Regions from separate parts of the Homo sapiens genome. Here all the other regions are linked to region 3. The links are chromatin contacts, found by Hi-C or POLR2A ChIA-PET in ENCODE. All regions are on one chromosome and are shown on one strand. Each heading gives the region's core, a stretch centred on a gene start or an enhancer-like site at or near the end of the contact. The rest is flanking DNA. Distances are from core to core; before and after follow the strand shown. Region 1 holds the start of TEC (tec protein tyrosine kinase). Region 2 holds the start of TXK (TXK tyrosine kinase). Region 3 holds the start of CORIN (corin, serine peptidase).

Region 1 (4,158 bases), core at 777-3,276, 430 kb before region 3:
GCAAGGGAGCAAAGCTTCATCTGTATTTACAGCCACTCCCCATTGCCTGCATTACGGCTGAGCTCCGCCTCCTGTCAGATCAGCCTTGGCCTTAGATTCTCTCAGGAGTGCAAACCCTAGTGTGAACTGTGCATTCGAGGGATCTAGGTGGTGTACGCGTTACGAGAATCTAATGCCTGATGATCTGAGGTGGAACAGTTTCATCCTCAAACCATCTCTTCCTGACACCTGTCCATGGAAAAATTATCTTCCATAAAACCAGTCCCTGGTGCCAAAAAGGTTGGGGACCACTGTATTAAATGGAATCTTGTTAGACTTCTCAGGGTTATTACAGTGATCAAAGGAGAAATGATATAGGAAGGCACTACTTTTAAGTCCCAAGCAAGCATGAGGTGTGATAAGTATCAAAGCACTTGCCATTCCCTTAGCTTCAGCCTTGGGTTGGCCGTCTGTCCTATCATTCAGGTCTCAGCTCCACTGTTACCCCAGAGAAGCCTCCAGTAACATCATATCTAAAGTAGCCTCCCTCTCCCTTTCACTCTCAATTCCATCACCCTGCTTTATTTTAGTCAAGACACCTCACTTACGAAGTGGTTTAATTTTTTGCTTGCCTGTTGATCATGTGAGACAAGTAACAAACGTTAAGAAGCCATGCTTGCTCATTTCTGCTTGTCAGCATAATTTCACACAGCCCCTGACTCTGTGACCACCTGCAGCTGGCGGAAAGATGCTTTGAAGACAAAACGAGATAGAACACAGGATCCCCCACGTCTCTTGCCTGAGCCCTTGCCTTTTACTGCACCTAAGATAAAGTCTGATGAGGTTAGTGATTATGCTTCTGTAATCTATAAACAGATGTACTCTTAAGCCCAAACTGTGATGTGCTTTTACACATACTGAATCTTCACCAACTGTTTCTAAATTGAGAAGGGAAGTTCTGTGTTGGAGGGATCTGCTTGAATCTCTCTAAAAGACTCCTCCAGGGCTGTAGGCCTCCATCTCTAGTCCTCAGTAAGACTTCTGAATAAAACTAACTTTCATTCTTTAACAGCTTGATTTTTAAATTTTAGTCGACAATCACTTATTGTCTTTCTCCTACAGTAGAATAAAAGTTTCCTAATGGCAGAGTCCTTGCCTCATCTTCCCCAGGCATGGGAACAGTTCCTGGTATAGGATGCACACAGATTTTGCTGATTCAGGATAGCCGTGAATAACAGTGGAGACTCCAGAGGAGGAAGACCTGGATTTGAAGCCCAGCTTCTCAACCCAGCTTCTCAATTTACTAGTTGGGTGACATTAGGCAAGTTATTTAGCTTCTCTCTGCCTCACTTGCACCGTATGTGAAAAGGGGGATTCTGATAATATACGCTTCAGAGAACTTTTAGTACATGTGAAGTACCTAGAACAGTGCCTGGCACACAGTTAAGTCTTACATGTGTTTTCTACTCTTCAGTGAGTTTAATGTTAACACATTAATAGTGCACGTGACCCTCTAAGTGTATCAGATATGCACTGCTCCCTCGGGTTTCACAGGAAAACCACTTACTCTTTTGGTAAAACAGGCTGCATGGCTCCACTGCTCCGCGTCACCCGCCTGGCCTCCCACCGCTTAGCGGAAGGGGAGGTGCGGTTCCTAATTCCGACAGGCACGTAGTCTTCCACAAGTGGCACTACTCGGGGCTCTCCTGGCTAGGGGCGTTCGAGCCACTAGGGGCGGGTCTCCTGGGATGGGAAGACTGGGGCTAGGGAGGTTCAACGCCGCCCCCGGAAACCTAAGGGACGCTCCCTGAAACTCACCGGGACGCGCTTCCGACCCATTCCGGTCACTTGCCTTGAAATCGCCGCAGGGCTGCGCAAACCTGCCACCCAGGGCCCAAGCGACCGGGGCGGGGCGATCGAGGACTGGGCGGGCCTGCAGGATCAGAGGCGGGGTAGGGCGTCCACGGGGCCAGCAATCGGGGCGGGGCGGGGTGATTGGGGGCGGGACGGGGAGATCAGAGGGCGGGGCGGGGCGCTTTGCTCTGGACTCTGGGGCGCTAGGCTCCGGACTCCGCGGCGCAGACTGCACCTCGCAGTCTCCCCAGGTCCGCCCAGCAGCCGCGCTTCAGCCAGGTAAGGGCGCCGCGGGCGGGCTGGGGCGGCCCCGGGAGTGCGATACTCCGGGCGAGGACGGGTGGGGAGGGGGATGAGCGCGGCAAGAGGCGGCTTCCACACGCCCCTCGAGGAACGGGGAAGGATTTTCTCCCCTCCGTGCCGCAGTGAGCGCGGGTGCGCCGTCTCTGGGTCCCCTCTTCGGTCCGGGAAGGAGGGACAGGTGCGCGCAGTGGCGCAGCCTCGCCTTCCTGCCGGCAGTAGATTCTCCACTTCTCCAACTCCCGCACTGACCTCTCCTAAGGAACACCCGCCCCTTTTTCTTGAAGTTCCAGGCCTGAGGCCGCCCTGCGGCAAGTTCAGCGTTGGGGTCACGTCCCAGCGGCGAGCAGGGCTGATGCCTCCTTTCGGGTTGGGCGGCGGCGCGATCTTGATTGAAATTTGGCAGTGTCGAGATAGATATACCTAATGTAAATGACAAGTTAATGGGTGCAGCACACCAACATGGCACATGTATACATATGTAACAAACCTGCACGTTGTGCACATGTATCCTAGAACTTAAAGTATTAAAAAAAAAATTTGGCAGTATCGGCCAAGATGTTCCGCAGTTGCACGTGACTCACCCAGTGAAGTTCACGTTCTCTTCCCCACCCCCCCAATACCCCGCCCACCTCGCCCCGGGAAGTTGTGTTTGAATATTGAAAACAGGTGCCCGGCCAATGTATGTACTTCTTGGAAAAACTAGGGCCTTGACCTGGGAGTGTACACTTTCCTAATTTTCTTTAATCCTAAATTTCTTGTGGATTTTATTTTATTTTATTTTTCCCGTGGACGTGTAACATGGTGGTGTGTACCAGGTTTGGAAACAATCTCATCCATTGCTATTCTTTGGAAACTGGAATATTTGATTCGAAAGATTGATCTTAATGTTAACTTGGAACAACAGGATGGCTGGTGGCTAAGTGGGTTTGAAGATTATCCAAAATAGTTATAAGTTTTGCGCGTATTCCTTGTATTTTTCCAGTGAATGCTCATTTTCCTCTTGGGAAATTCTGAGAATTTACTCACTTCTAGATTATTCTCTGCTAAAGAGCTGGGAAGAAACAAACCAGCGGATCTCCCAAATAAAGTTTGGGATTTAACAGTTTAGGTCGTGACACTGGTAGCTGCTTACTCTGCAATAATCACCTGGAGTAAGGGATATTAAGATTTATTTCTAAGGGGAAAATAGAAGTATGGGTAACTTTCACATTATGTATTTGAAAGTATTTTTTAGTTTAGTTACATTTTCAATGTTTACGGAAGACTTACACTTTCCCCATACTCCAGTTAATCTGATCCATATATTACACTCTTGCCAACGCAGATGCTTACTGTGGTGTGTTTATGTTAATGATCTTGACTCTTCTCACAAGGGTGTGTACATTCTGGTCTGTGGAACTGTATAGGCCAAGTGTAAACTCATGCAGTCAGTGCTTTACTCTAGTTGGCAATACCTTTGCCCCACATAGGTCCAACTAGAATTTTCACATCTTCCCAACTAGGAAAGGATATAGAATATTAATGTATGCTCTAGCATTTTCAACCTACTTTATTCTTTATCAAGATAATCATGTTTTCTCAGCAGCTAGTTACTCAAGGGCAGCAGCTATGTTTTACCAAACCGTGGAAAATAAAGCTGAGATAATGGTAACCTTTGCTTCCTTAAGTTGACCCTTGATAGGGAGGTTGGAAGGGTTGTGAGCAGTGTCTGGCCTACTTTTACGCTTGGGGAAGAATTACTGGCCTCTCTGCCTTTCTCCGGGTATCCAGAGTGCTGGGAGACAGGGCCTTGGGCCTCCAGCCACACCTCTGCCTACAGGTTCCTCCAGGTTGACCAGGTTGGTGCCTCTCCTCCCTGCCCCAGCTGTTCCAGCTCCTTAGCTTCCACCCCACCCCTCCCAGATTCTTACCCCTAGACAAATCACCATGTTGTTCAGGGCAGGGGTACTTGGTCTGCAGAGTCAGCATGAGTGTTGATCTTCAGCATGGTGCTGGTTCCCCGTGGATGCTCCTTGGATGTCT
Region 2 (3,925 bases), core at 538-3,037, 300 kb before region 3:
AGGAAGACACAGCGCCTTCCCTTCAGGAGTTGCGTCTCCTCTGCAGGCCACGATGGTCTGCTCTGGAGCATTGGGTGAACACACAGGCTGGCTGCTCTGGGCAGCGCCTTCACTCTGACCCTGGAGAACCATTTCATTTCATCCTGGTCAGTCTAGAGTCTGTGCACCAGGCAGTCCATCCACTGAAGGCTGTGTTTATTCTTTTCCTGTGCCCCTCATAATGGAAGAAAGTAAACTGCTTATCCCGAGCCTTATCACAATCTGCCACATTCCTTCTTGTCTACCTGTTTAACTGTACCCCCATCACAAAAACAGGCACAACTTTTTTTTTACATTCCAGGGTACATGTGCAGGATGTGCAGTTTTGTTACATAGGTGAACGTGTGCCATGGTGGTTTGCTGCACCTATCAAAAACTCATCACCTAGGTATGCATTAGCTATTTTTCCTGATATTAGCCTGATATATATATTTCCTGATATTAGCCTGGCATGCATTAGCTATTTTTCCTGATGCTCTCCCCTCATCTGCCCTCCCCAACAGGCCCCAGTATGTGTTGTTCCCCTCCCTGTGTCCATGTGTTTCATGGTTCAGTTCCCACTTATAAGTGAGAACATGTGGTGTTTGGTTTTCTGTTCCTGCATTACTTTGCTAAGGATAACGGCTTCCAGTTCCATCCATGTCCCTGCAAAGGACATGATTTCATTCTGTATAGCTGCATAATATTCCACGGTGTATATGTACCACATTTTCTTTATCCAGCCTATCATTGATGGGCATTTTGGTTGCTAACCATGCACAACTTTTAACTGACTTGTAGCTCATTGAAGGAGTCGGTCCTGGCACACTCTACCTTACTATCACTGTCAGCCTTTTCTCCTTCCTTCCTGACCTTCCCTCCTCCCATCCCATACTTCCCTTTTCACCTTGAGGAGCTACGGGAAGTACTAGGTGGTATGAAAGAGAGTGAGGAGAAGATAGAGTCCCTGTCCTAATGGTCAGTGTATGCTTTTTATGGGAAAACAAGATAGATAGCACCTGGCAACATTTGTCAACATTTCCTTCAAAAATCTTTAAATATTTTTCACTAAGACTTAGAAAAAAAGTTTTATACGAAAGCATAACAAAGGCAAAAGGTGAAGTAAAAATAACAGTCATCACCCAGAATGCTAAGGAGACCTTAATCTAAACCAGGAAATTGGAAGGGCGATTAGAATATGCTGTGTCTTCATTAAAGTTGCTCTGTTAATTAGTTGACACATGGTTATGCTTTCCAGTGGGATGAAGTGAAACTCCCAAGTGTGTTTTGTATTGTTGGTGTTTTTATATTTCTCAGCCATCCCCCAATCACATTTTAGGGTTATTACTAGATTGACTTCCCCCAAATAAAGTGTCTGCTGAGTGGGAGGATGGAACATTCTAAACTCAATATTCCAGAGCCTAGAATCTAATTGTTTCTGCCACTCACGGTGTGGCCTTGGGCAAGTCCCTTATTCTGTCTGTGCCTTCATTTCCTTCCCAGTCCAGAGAGGGCAGTTTGATTTGATAATTTTAAAGGTGCCTTTTACCAAAATTTTGTGATTTCTTGAAAATGATGTTTGCGAGTCACCCACACCTTTGGGGATGAGAGACTAATAGCAGATACCCTCAGAGATTGGGATGGAGATTACTGAGCTTTCTTATATATGCCATTGGTTGTCATTTATACTCTTCTGAGGTTTTCAGAACAGGAAAATAGGTGGGGTTAACTCTGCCCGTGAGAAACATCTTGAGCGAACTATGATTTCAGTTGAAAGATGTGTTTTTGTGAGTAGAGCACCGCAGAAGAACTGAAGACTGTTGTGTGCTCCCCGCAGAAGGGGCTACCATGATCCTTTCCTCCTGTGAGTAAGATGGGCTTTGTCATTTATTTTTGGGGCTTGTTCTGGGGCCTGTTATTCTTGAACAGCAGAGGAAGTTTTTTTTTTCCAAGGCATAGAGCTTGGGGACATTAAAAGATAATTTCCTCAGATGTTGTGACAGAGTTTTGTTTCTTATTTAAAGAACCACAGTGATGATGTAATTCTAATAAAGGTTCAGCATTGAGAACATAAATGAAAGAAAAACAGAAAGAGTGTCCAGAAATCTGCATATGTGTGTGTAGAAATGCAATCAGTATGAAGTACTTGTTTTTAGAATGAGACTGTAATGAGCTCTGGGCTGAAGGCCAGGAGACCAAGTTCTAGTTCTGGATTTGCTCCAGCAGTGGTGGATCACAGTGGGCAACTTTATATATATATAAATACACACACATACACACACACACAAATAAATATCTATATTTAAGGCAAAAGGAAGAGAAGTCAAAACACAACTGTGTTTATACTCTGAAATTATCTGCTTTATCAAGTAAACATATAGACTTAACCTTTATTTTCACAGGGGTATTTATTCACAATTCTATGTAGACTTCCGTTATCGAGGACCTTTCCCAAGCAATTGAAATTTAGGCAAAACTGATTCTTATCTGCAGTCAGAGCCTGAGTAAAGGCCAAAATAAGAGTCAAAGTCACGAGTCTCTACCTGGTTAAAAGTGTGAACATGGTCAAGTGTGAACACTGGCTCAAATGTCTCTTTCCCTCATATATAATACTACATATGAAGATGTTATTTTAATATTTTTATAGAATATAAGACCATCATTAAAAATAAGTGCTTGTTTTAGGAGAACAGAGAAAGATTCCCTAGACACTGTTATCTGTGAAGATCCTTGGTTTGAAAGAGCTGTGGGGGATGCTTATAAATCCAAAGAAATTAGAATAAAAAAAAAAACCAAGCAGAATAGTCTTCTAAATAAGAAGGCAGCCGTCATATCAGAATTGCAATGTGTTTGTTTCTTTATAAAGGTATTTATTGAGCACCTACTATGGGCCATGGTCTATACCAGTTCCTTTATATTCATTATCTGAAATCTTCACTACAAACTGGCAAGGTGAAAATTGTTATTCTTATCTAGCCAATAAGAAAATTGTGCCTTTGAAAGTTTAAATCTTGCCAGAAACTCATATGGTTGTCAGACGCAGGATTTAAGTATGAGACTTTTTTTTTTTTTTTAGACAGAGTCTTGCTCTGTCACCCAGGCTGGAGTGCAGTGGCACGATCTCAGCTCACTGCAACCTCCACCTCCTGGGTTCAAGTGGTTCTCCTGCCTCAGCCTCCCGAGTAGCTGGGACTACAGGCGCATGCCACCATGCCTGGCTAGTTTTTCTATTTGTAGTAGAGACAGGGTTTCACCATGTTGGCCAGGTTGGTCTCAAACTCCTGACCTCAAGTGATTTGCCTCAGCCTCCCAAAGTGCTGGGATTACAGGCATGAGCCACCACACGCGGCCAAGCATGAGACTTGCCAGACTCGGGATTTAAGTGCTCTTCCTTTTGCCTTAAATATATATACACACACACATACACACATATATAAATGAGTTTATATGTATAAATAAGCTCTCAAAGGGAGTGTGTGTATGTGTATATTTGTATACATATAAAGCTGCCAACTGTGATCCACAAATGCTGGACGAAATCAGAACTAGAACTTTAGCCCAGGCCACTCCCTTTTTGCCCACCTTGCAACAAAATATAAAGAAACAATAAACCTGAGAGGTGCTTTAAGAACTTTATTTTGGGAGTTGCTTTGGAAGACTATTCAGTCCCATGTGCAGTTTTGGAAATACTTATTAATTTACCTCTAAGACTCAGAGGGCCTTATTTTGCAGATAAGGAAGGAAAATACTGTCTGATTTTAATACTAGGTGACGATGGAACCAAGCTTCAACAAAGCTCAGTCATATCAGATTAAAGCAATCAAAGACCAGCTAAAAAAGTCAAGTTTTTACATTTCTGACTTTTAAGTAGCATTAAGGAAAAATTGATTGTAATTTTTAAATATCA
Region 3 (3,832 bases), core at 1,290-3,789:
CCCAAAGCTATTCTCACATTATTTGCAAGTATTTTTTCATAGTTTACATGTTTGTGTATTTGTTTAATACATTCCACAAGACTGAAAGTCTTGGTGAGGGCAGGAACTCTGTCTAGGTTGTTCATCTGGCAGCCAGCAAACCCAAAATAAGTATTAGTTGAATGAATAGCTAAATAGATGAGCCATGGGGTAGCATATCTGTTTTAGCTACTGCTTGCCTGTTATCATCCTGGGATGCTGCTTGCTTCTCCGTGATCTCTTCTTGTTCTTAAATTGTCTTCAGTTGTAGTACTAAGTACTAATTTGATCTGTAATGTGATATGTGGCTGAAGTTTGCTCTGTAAAATCACCGTTTCCTGAGGTATATTCAATATCTTTAATTTTTCCATAAATCTCTTCAAGGTTTGTGTGTGTTTTCTTTTAAATTATCTAACTAGTTGGATGTATGCTTGAAGTGCTAGACAATAAAAGTTTCAATAGGCTAGAAATGTTTCTTTTTGTAAAATTATTTTAAGAAACTAGATGATGGTTGTCACTTGAAGCTGAAATGCAAATGTAGCTAGTTTTTTTTAAAGAATAATTCAAATAGGTCATTAAAGATTACTATGAGCACACTGCATATTCAAATCAGTTTGAATATGTTTTGAGACTTCTAATAGTTTATGATTCTTGACATTTTAATGAGCACACTGCATATTCAAATCAGTTTGAATATGTTTTGAGACTTCTAATAGTTTATGATTCTTGACATTTTAAAAGTTTATTATAAAGAATATAAAACATCTTTACCCTCATTTTTTATGTCATTACCTTCATGCAAAGAATACCTCAGGTATTAATTCTGGTGCTGTTGGTAACTAGAACTGGTTGGGTTTTCTTGCTAAAAGGAAGTTTAAAAAATGTTTATTTTACACCATTAATGCAATTAGCTTTAGTTCTCAGAGGAACTAAAAGTGGAAAAGTGAGGGAGACTGATCGACCCTATCTCAAATCCACTGACGTAGCTACTTTAATTTCATAGTCCCTGTAGCACCTCCACCAGAGGGCAGAAAGTGGAAGAGAAAGAAGATGAAATAGAAACTTGTACTTGGCCTCAGAATGCCTGTAGAAACCTTAGCAATTGAATCCAGCCCTTATGTTATAGGCTGAGTTAACTGTGGCCCAGAAAGACTATGTGATTTGCTCACAGTTCTTGATTCCCAGACTGGCACTGCGGTGATGGTGTGTGATGAGGTAGTATCTTAGTAAGAACACAATCCAGAAGTCACTGCCTCGGGGGAATCCCAGCTCAGCTTCTTGCTAGCTTGCGTAGGCTGGTTACTTCACTTCAGCTCCCTGAATCTGCTTTCTTATCTCTAAAATAAAAATAATAGCTTCTTCCTCAGAGTAGTTGGTGGAACTGAAAGAATACATGTAAAGTGCTTAGTATGACACCTGCCACATAATATGAACTGAATTATTGTGAATTATGATAAATTTGTCAGATACTGGTTTACAAATCGGATGTTAGAATAACATGGAATCAGTGTTTCAGTCATTTTACTATACATATGCAATATTTTCTACATTTGATCTCACTTCAGAAACAAAATACTGCCCCCCCCATTTTACAAATGCATATTTTTTTCTCAGCAATAATGTTCAAGAACAAGTGCTTGGCCCATATTTTGTTGTCTTTACATGGCTTTCTTTAAATAATGGGGATGGATTTATTAAATAACCTCATGAGTAATTTTCAAAATTTCCATTAAGATCTTGATTGAAATTGGATGAAAAATCATTTCTAAGAAAAACCCAATGAAGTGTTTTTCTTTGCCACATTTGACAATTGCCTTGGACTTGGTAAAGTAATCATTACTGTGTTGAGTACCTCCAGTGCCCTCCTTGACGCTGCCTTAGAAAAGGTAGCTGCTTTTGAATGACAGGCAGGAATTTGTTCGCCTTTTAGGTTCAGCCTGTAGGTGCCCTCTGCAGGAAATCAGGAACTAGGGTTTTGGAAGCAGTCAGGGTGGGGTTCTCCCTTGTCCCTGCAGCCTCAGCAAAGACTCAGGCAGTCTGGCAAAAGCAGTTTCTTCAGCATACCTAACAGAACGCAAGTTTCCATATGCCTGATGCAAATAATGGCCTCCAAACGTTAAACCTTTTTTGAGATAAACTTGTTCTTTAATTGCCAGCGCCTGCAGTTAATTTTGATTGGCTACACTCTGGTTAAAAGAAAATGCTTTCGATGTGATATGGCAAATTTGGAGAAAAGTAACTCTTTTGCTCCCAACCAGTCTTCCACAACTTAAACTTAATCGTCCTGTCCTTTTCTGCTGCCCTCGTGGAGTGTAAGTTTTTGAGGGAGACCAGCAGAAACTGACTTTCCATATGCCCCTGAAGAATAACTTCTTTGAATGCAAAGAGGTGGGGACACGGAGGATCTGTCATTACGGGTTATTATGGGTGGGACCCAGAGACGGGAGTGAAGGGAGGGTGTGGCCCGCGGGTGGGATCTGTAGAGCAGACAAAATATGGGGCCCCTGGCGCTTAAAGTTCAGTTTGTCTCTCTTGAGCTTGGAGAAAATCATCCGTAGTGCCTCCCCGGGGGACACGTAGAGGAGAGAAAAGCGACCAAGATAAAAGTGGACAGAAGAATAAGCGAGACTTTTTATCCATGAAACAGTCTCCTGCCCTCGCTCCGGAAGAGCGCTGCCGCAGAGCCGGGTCCCCAAAGCCGGTAAGATCGATGATTCGCTGTCCTACCGCAGCCAGGTGTGATGGCCTCTTAGTCCCGGTGAATTCAGGGTCAGCCCCTCCCGCCCCCGTCCTCTCCTCCGCCCGATGCCACCTCCTTCCCCAGCCGCCGGTGAGCTCCCGCTCTGACAGTTCCGCGCTCAGCGCCCTGCACCCAGTTCCCAGGCGCACGGCCCTGGTCCCGACCACCACCCCGGTCGCCCGGCGTCCGAGACCCTCCCAGGGTCATGGGCAGGGTTTCCTTCAGTGTTCGAGTCGGCTCGATCCGGAGACCCCGGTCTCCATGCCGGGGGTGATGCCACCTTTCCTGCAGAGTCCCTCCTCCGCACGGTGCCCTCCAAGCATCTAGTGGACTTGGCTGCACACTGGCGGCAGGGGAGGCTGCAGGTGGAGCTGTCGGAGCCAGCCCCTCGGGGATCTACAGCTTCCTGTCTGCGCCGGCGTCTCGGGCGCCGGGTGGCTGGAGGGACTGTGCAGCAGTCTTGCCTGCCCCAGACGTAAGCCCCCTTCCCCAGCTGCGAGCGCCTGGGTGTCGGTCCCTCCACAGCCCGGGCTCGCGCTTGGTTCCCCGGCCCCCAGTTGGTGCCTGGGGATCACTCGCCCGTCCTAAGTGCTGGCATCCCAGAACTGGCCCTCTTGCAGAGTGCTGGGAACTTGTAGGTCCCTGCGTGCAAACTTTCTCCGGCGTGAACCTGCCTAGGCACAGGAGGGCTGGCCGCCGGGGGCGCAGGCTCTGCGCTGTAGGATTTGGTTGGCTCAGATCCAGTCCTGGGAAGGGGCAGCGTTGGCTCTCGTTCAGGAGGAGAAAGAAAGGGAAGGGCACCACGGACAGTCCCTACTGGCCTGAGCCCCCAGGAAGAAGGTCTAATTTGCGGCTGCCCCTCTCCTTCGGTGTCATTAGGGCCCCGGAATCCGCTTGCTACCGCGAGGGTCCCAGCTGCTCCGAATCGGGGACCGACCGGTGACGCTAGCTGCAGGCAGAGAGGGCAGGCTGTGCGGGCGGAAGGGAGGTGGTGTCTTGTCGGATCTTACTGGGACCCAGTTCCTGAGCTCCCGTGGCAGGCGCCTCACTCCTGCTACTACCTGCTCGGGGCCA

The links. Hi-C counts contacts between places; a loop is a spot of excess contacts on that map. ChIA-PET counts read pairs that join two places held with the same protein, here RNA polymerase II (POLR2A). Pooled maps may share reads with other maps.
Region 1: a loop to region 3 is called in a map of naive thymus-derived CD4-positive, alpha-beta T cell, with 12 times the contacts of the local background. The contact joins the promoter of TEC here to the promoter of CORIN in region 3. A Hi-C loop is called at or near these places in 2 of 168 maps with a recorded cell type or tissue (both naive thymus-derived CD4-positive, alpha-beta T cell) and 8 of 50 pooled maps. POLR2A ChIA-PET finds 5 or more read pairs at or near these places in 2 of 52 experiments (OCI-LY7 and PC-9).
Region 2: a loop to region 3 is called in a pooled map, with 2.6 times the contacts of the local background. The contact joins the promoter of TXK here to the promoter of CORIN in region 3. A Hi-C loop is called at or near these places in 8 of 50 pooled maps. POLR2A ChIA-PET finds 5 or more read pairs at or near these places in 3 of 52 experiments (activated CD4-positive, alpha-beta T cell, activated T-cell and activated naive CD8-positive, alpha-beta T cell).

The regions. Positions count from the first base shown.
Region 1 is chr4:48,267,706-48,271,863 of GRCh38, reverse strand. TEC (tec protein tyrosine kinase) reads left to right here and starts at 2,026. Exons shown (of 18, transcript NM_003215.3): 1 at 2,026-2,112. It overlaps LOC105374445 (a long non-coding RNA gene), which reads right to left and starts at 1,892. Exons shown (of 2, transcript XR_007058111.1): 1 at 1,798-1,892. RefSeq lists silencers at 1,957-2,026, 2,087-2,216.
Region 2 is chr4:48,132,112-48,136,036 of GRCh38, reverse strand. It overlaps TXK (TXK tyrosine kinase), which reads left to right and starts at 1,787. Exons shown (of 15, transcript NM_003328.3): 1 at 1,787-1,882. The coding sequence starts at 1,867. It overlaps TEC (tec protein tyrosine kinase), which reads left to right. Exons shown (of 18, transcript NM_003215.3): 18 at 1-254. RefSeq lists a silencer at 2,051-2,345.
Region 3 is chr4:47,836,774-47,840,605 of GRCh38, reverse strand. It overlaps CORIN (corin, serine peptidase), which reads left to right and starts at 2,539. Exons shown (of 22, transcript NM_006587.4): 1 at 2,539-2,719. The coding sequence starts at 2,657. All of the region lies in intron 1 of LOC101927179 (a long non-coding RNA gene), which reads right to left.